2 separate regions of the Homo sapiens genome follow, and region 1 is linked to region 2. A link is a contact called in ENCODE Hi-C or POLR2A ChIA-PET data. All regions are on one chromosome and are shown on one strand. Each heading gives the region's core, a stretch centred on a gene start or an enhancer-like site at or near the end of the contact. The rest is flanking DNA. Distances are from core to core; before and after follow the strand shown.

Region 1 (2,700 bases), core at 130-2,629, 180 kb after region 2:
AATCAGAAATAAAGCATTGATCTTTCTCAGGCTGAAAACTACAGCATTCAAATTCCGTTGTAGCCGGGCTTGATGGCTCATGCCTGTAATCCTAGCACTTTAAGGCTGAGGCTAGTGGATCACCTGAAGTCAGTTCGAGACCAGCCTAGCCAACATGGTGAAACCCCATCTCTACTAAAAATACAAAAATTATCCGGGCATGGTGGCGCATGCCTGTAATCCCAGCTACACGGAAGGGTGAAGCAGGAGAATCGCTGGAACCCGGGAGGCGGAGGCTGCAGTGAGCTGAGATCGCGCCACCGCACTCCAGTCTGGGCGACAGAGGAAGTCTCCTTCTCAAAAAAAAAAAAACTGATTATGTTGCCATAAAGGGTCCCTTTAAAAAAAAAAACGCTCTATCCAACGAAAACTAATTAGAAATAAATCTCCTTCCCGAAAGCGATAAAATACTAAAGAATGAGAAACTGACAGTTTACTGAGTTTGTAAGGAAGGCCAAATAAAGGCGGGGTTTGGATTCCTTTGGCGCACCCAAGCCGACCGTGGACTTCCTGGATACAACAACCAATCAGGATGCAGAGGAAGGGCGGGCGTTGCCCGGGCAAATTCAAACTGACAACCGCTGCAACTTGGCACTGTTCCAAATCACTAACCGACGGGGGACCGACGAGTATTTTAATTGGTTTCTAACGTATTTTAATTGGTTTCGAACTTATAATAGAAAATTTCCCATCTCCTTACTTAACTCTAAGATTAGAATGGCAGATCTAAAAAAAAAAAGTCACTAAGGATTAGTTAAATAACTGCTCTACTTCAGACCAAAAAACACAGTAGCAAGTTACAAGGGTTTGTCAGTGGCCAGCAGAGGAGGAATACAAGCACCAGCTCTTTCTTTGAGAACATGGGTGGCTCTTAAAAGAGCCGTTAGGGTTGAGAGTTTGCAACCAACTCACTGTTTACTTAGCGCTGGTGTACTTGGTGACGGCCTTAGTACCCTCGGACACGGCGTGCTTGGCCAACTCCCCAGGCAGCAGCAGGCGCACGGCCGTCTGGATCTCCCTGGAGGTGATGGTCGAGCGCTTGTTGTAATGCGCCAGGCGGGAAGCCTCACCTGCGATGCGCTCGAAAATGTCGTTCACAAACGAATTCATGATGCCCATGGCCTTGGACGAAATGCCGGTGTCAGGGTGGACCTGCTTCAGAACCTTGTACACATAGATGGAATAGCTCTCCTTGCGGCTGCGCTTGCGCTTCTTGCCGTCTTTCTTCTGCGCCTTAGTCACCGCCTTCTTGGAGCCCTTTTTCGGGGCGGGAGCAGACTTCGCTGGCTCTGGCATAGCACTGTGTAGCTATAAAGCGCCAACGAAAAGGAAAAACAGCGTGAGCAGGGTATGACAAGGCGCTTTTATATAGAATCGCTTATGCAAATAAGGTGAAGAGTTGAAGTCTTGTGTCTGATTGGTAGTTATTCAGGGTAACGTCAGAGGTCAGGTCTGCCCAATCAGGATTCGCAAATCCAGAAGACGCACTACTATTGGTTGAAATTAAACTGCAGCCCTAACCAACAACACGTCTTCTTTTTCGCGCCCAATAGTGTTTATAAAAAGCGCCGCCTTTCCCGTTCACTTTGTGGTTGCTCGTAGTGAGTTGCGCTCGCTATGTCTGGACGTGGCAAGCAGGGAGGCAAAGCCCGCGCTAAGGCCAAGACTCGCTCTTCTAGGGCCGGTCTCCAGTTCCCCGTGGGCCGAGTGCACCGCCTGCTCCGCAAAGGCAACTATGCCGAGCGGGTCGGGGCCGGCGCGCCGGTGTATCTGGCAGCGGTGCTGGAGTACCTGACCGCCGAGATCCTGGAACTGGCGGGCAACGCGGCCCGCGACAACAAGAAGACCCGCATCATCCCGCGTCATCTCCAACTGGCCATCCGCAACGACGAGGAGCTCAACAAGCTGCTGGGCAAAGTCACCATCGCACAGGGCGGTGTCCTGCCCAACATTCAGGCCGTGCTACTGCCCAAAAAGACTGAGAGCCACCACAAGGCGAAGGGCAAGTAACTATCTGTACTAGTTTGTGGCAGCTCAAGTAAAATCGAGTCCAAACCAACGGCTCTTTTCAGGGCCACCCACGTCTTCTCTAAAAGAACTTAACATTTATTCCATGTGAAAGAAAGTGAGACATGGACAAGACTCTAGTCATAAATTACCCATCTTTTTGAAAACAGTGTAGCGAACACCGCAGATTTAAAAGAAAAACTAGAGGGAAGGTGGTCCAGATTTTACCACGCTTAAAAGTTAAGATGTGAACAAATCTCTTAGGCCATTACTTAATTTTAAACTTAATCAGTGTGTGTCCACAGAGCACCAGTGGCTTCGTGAGTTCTTGAAGCACTTTGGCCCAAAAGAGTTATCGCCCGGGCTAGAATTTAGCAGACAGCTGTTCCACGCGGGCCAGGGCGGCATGAAGAAGTCCCGCCGCTACGTGCCCGGCACAGTGGCCCTGCGCGACGTTCGGCGCTACCAGAACTCCGAGCTGCTGATCAGCAAGCTGCCGCTCCTGCGAGAGCTCGGCGGTGACGCCGCTGCACGAGAGCGAGGCTGAAGAACTTTGTGACACAATAGTCCACCTCCCTGCAAAGGCTCTGTCAGAGACTCACATCTTTCCTGATGGATAGCTGTGAAGCATTCTCTTACCCACCCTACTGCATG
Region 2 (2,700 bases), core at 62-2,561:
CACTATCTGTGTCTGAAAAAAATTGAAATTATAAAAACCAAGAGAATATGTTTCTAATGAATGTAGACTTTATTTGATGGACTGGATTAGAATATAATATTTTTTTAAGGGGAAAGGCATTGGGGGATGCACAATGTCTACAGGTTTCTAAATCTCTCTGGTTTCTCACCTAATTCATAGTCTCTTATGTCATTCTCATAGTTTTCATATTCTGCCTTTCCACCTCTTCTTTTTAACAAGTAAAATTCCTCATAGCATACAAAAAACCAATTTTATAAAAAACCCCTATTATAGATCAGGGACCTGTGGATTATATGCTATTAGAACTACACAAAATGTCTCTGTATAGTTTTCTGTATCTTTGGAATATCTTTGGGTGAAGCTGCAGACCTTCTTGGTGAGTGTTACAGCTCTGCGCAGAGCCAAACAGTGAGCAGCAGCAAGACTGCAAAGAGCAAAAGAACAAAGCCTCCACACTGTGGAAAGGGACCCCAGCACGTTGCTGTTGCTGGCTCTGGCAGCCGCTTTTATTCCCTTATCTCACCCCACCCACATCCTGATGATTGGTCCATTTCATAGAGAGCTGATGGGTTCATTTTACAGAGAGCTGATTGGTCTGTTTACAATCCTTTAGCTAGACACAAAAGTTCTCCAAAGTCCCCACTAGATTAGCTAGACACAGAGCACTGATGGGTGCGTTCACATACCTTGAGCTAGACACAGCATGCTGATTGGTGCATTTACAATCCTCCAGCTAGACGTAATAAGTTCTCCAAGTACCCACCGGACTCAGGAGCCCAGCTGGCTTTGCCTAGTGCATCCCGGCCGCGGGCGGAGCTGCCCGCCAGTCTCTGGCGCGCTCCCGCACTCCTCAGCCGTTGGGCGGTTGACGGGACCGGGTGCCGCGTAGCAGGAGGTGGCGCCCGTCCCCTCGGGGTGGCGCGCGGGAGCCCGCGGCTGGGGGGCGGGGGGCAGGGGACGGGGGCGGGGAGCAGGGTGAGGGCTCCAGCATGGCAGGCTGCAGGTCCCGAGCCCTGCCCCCTTGCCCCGCGGGGAGGTGGCTGAGGCCCAGCGAAAATTCGAGCGCGGCGCCGGCGGGCCATCACTGTTGGGGGACCCAGTGCACCCTCCGCAGCTGCTGGCCCGGGTGCTAAGCCTCTCTCACTGCCCAGGGCCGGCGGCGCCAGCCGACCGCTCAGAGTGCGGGGCGCGCCGAGCCCGCGCCCACCCGGAAGTCGCGCTGGACCTGCGAGCACCGCAGGCAGCCCAGGTTCCGGCCCGCGCCTCTCCCTCCACACCTCCCCGCCGGCAGAGGGAGCCCGCTCAGGCCTCAGCCAGCACAGAGAGGGGCTCCCACGGTGCAGCTGCGGGCTGAAGGGCTCCTGAAGCGCGGCCAGAGTGGGCTGAGGCCGAGGAGGCGCCGAGAGCCAGCGAGGGGATGCCAGCAAGCTGTCACCTCTCAGAAATACAGGAAGAACATCAATAATGTTCGAAGTTATAAAGTAGGTTTCTATCAAGAATAAAACATAAACGATCAAAGAATTCCTTATAAAAACATTTTTTATTTCTAGGAAGCAAAACGTAAATATAAAATTTGAGAGTCCACCAAAAAAAATTAGATGCCAGATTTCACTATAATTATCAGGGAAGCGCCCAAACGGGTTGTTTACGGCGCCTCGGGGAAACTTTCTGTTTCGTGTTAAGGGTCTTGAACCATGATGTTTAGAAAACCGTGGGCTGATGCTTTCAGAACCTCTGTGATTGTTGCCTCTGACACTGCATCCAATAGACTAGCATGTTGATTAGGGAAAGCTAAATTCAATAAAATACGACTGTAAGTGGGGTCACCACCTTGAGGGGTTATGTTAGAAGAGTAGATGATAAGGTGGTATCGATAGGGTATTGACGTCTGGGCTCACATGGTTGCCCGGGGCCTTTCAAGACCAATGACTGATAAGAAGAGGTAATGTTCAGGACATAGAGTTTAGGATTGGGGGACACTGTGAGTTAAGGGCCATGACAGAAGTCTTCATAAGTAAACTGTTATTGACACAAGCTGCTACCTGCCCAGGTGAGCAATCTGTTGGCCCAGAGGAGAGTTGCTTACTGACATAAATTGATTTGCAGAAATTTCCTGAAGCAAACAATAAGTTATTTATTGGTTTGCAGCCTTACTTTCCTGAAAAATAATTTTCTGGAATGAATTGTGAAATCATGTTGACACAGATGGCCTCAGGTTTCAGTTCGGATAATTAAGCTGTGTAAATATAGAAAGTCTAAGGTTTCTGTGTGCTGTTGATTCACAGTATGCAACAGTGATCATATTACTTTTATTTACTATGAGCTTCAGCTGAAAAGTCCAAAAGAAACTTTAATTTCAGATATTTAATGAAATCATTATAGCTGTGGTAATTTCCTTTAGCTGGGTGTGAGTGTGTGATGTGAGCGTGTGATTGTGTGTGTGTGTGTGTGTGTATGTGTGTGTGTACTCTGGCAGCATATTCCAAATTTCTGTAAAATTTCAGTTTGAAATTAATAGAAGACATATTAAATTGTTTAAACTCTTTGTTATTTAACTTCTATATTACTTTAGTTGATTACTCTGTATTATTACGGCAAAGCTTTGATATGTTGCCCTGAATTTAAATGAAAAGGCTGTTCGGCATAAAAACAGGAATATTTTATTACCAAAAAGAATTA

What was found. Hi-C counts contacts between places; a loop is a spot of excess contacts on that map. ChIA-PET counts read pairs that join two places held with the same protein, here RNA polymerase II (POLR2A). Pooled maps may share reads with other maps.
Region 1: a map of OCI-LY7 shows a loop between it and region 2 (7-fold over the local background). The contact joins the promoter of H2BC11 here to the promoter of LINC00240 in region 2. A Hi-C loop is called at or near these places in 2 of 168 maps with a recorded cell type or tissue (OCI-LY7 and naive thymus-derived CD4-positive, alpha-beta T cell) and 10 of 50 pooled maps. POLR2A ChIA-PET finds 5 or more read pairs at or near these places in 8 of 52 experiments (AG04450, Caco-2, HCT116 and 5 more).

What each region holds. Positions count from the first base shown.
Region 1 is chr6:27,131,416-27,134,115 of GRCh38, forward strand. H2BC11 (H2B clustered histone 11) reads right to left here and starts at 1,380. Exons shown (of 1, transcript NM_021058.4): 1 at 901-1,380. The coding sequence starts at 1,335. The coding sequence ends at 955. It overlaps H2AC11 (H2A clustered histone 11), which reads left to right and starts at 1,628. Exons shown (of 1, transcript NM_021064.5): 1 at 1,628-2,120. The coding sequence starts at 1,657. The coding sequence ends at 2,049. RefSeq lists enhancers at 600-659, 1,000-1,069, 1,080-1,149, 1,281-1,794, 1,760-2,099 and 1 more.
Region 2 is chr6:26,955,682-26,958,381 of GRCh38, forward strand. LINC00240 (long intergenic non-protein coding RNA 240) reads left to right here and starts at 1,312. Exons shown (of 3, transcript NR_026775.2): 1 at 1,312-1,502. It also overlaps the pseudogene GUSBP2. RefSeq lists a silencer at 865-1,334 and an enhancer at 972-1,670.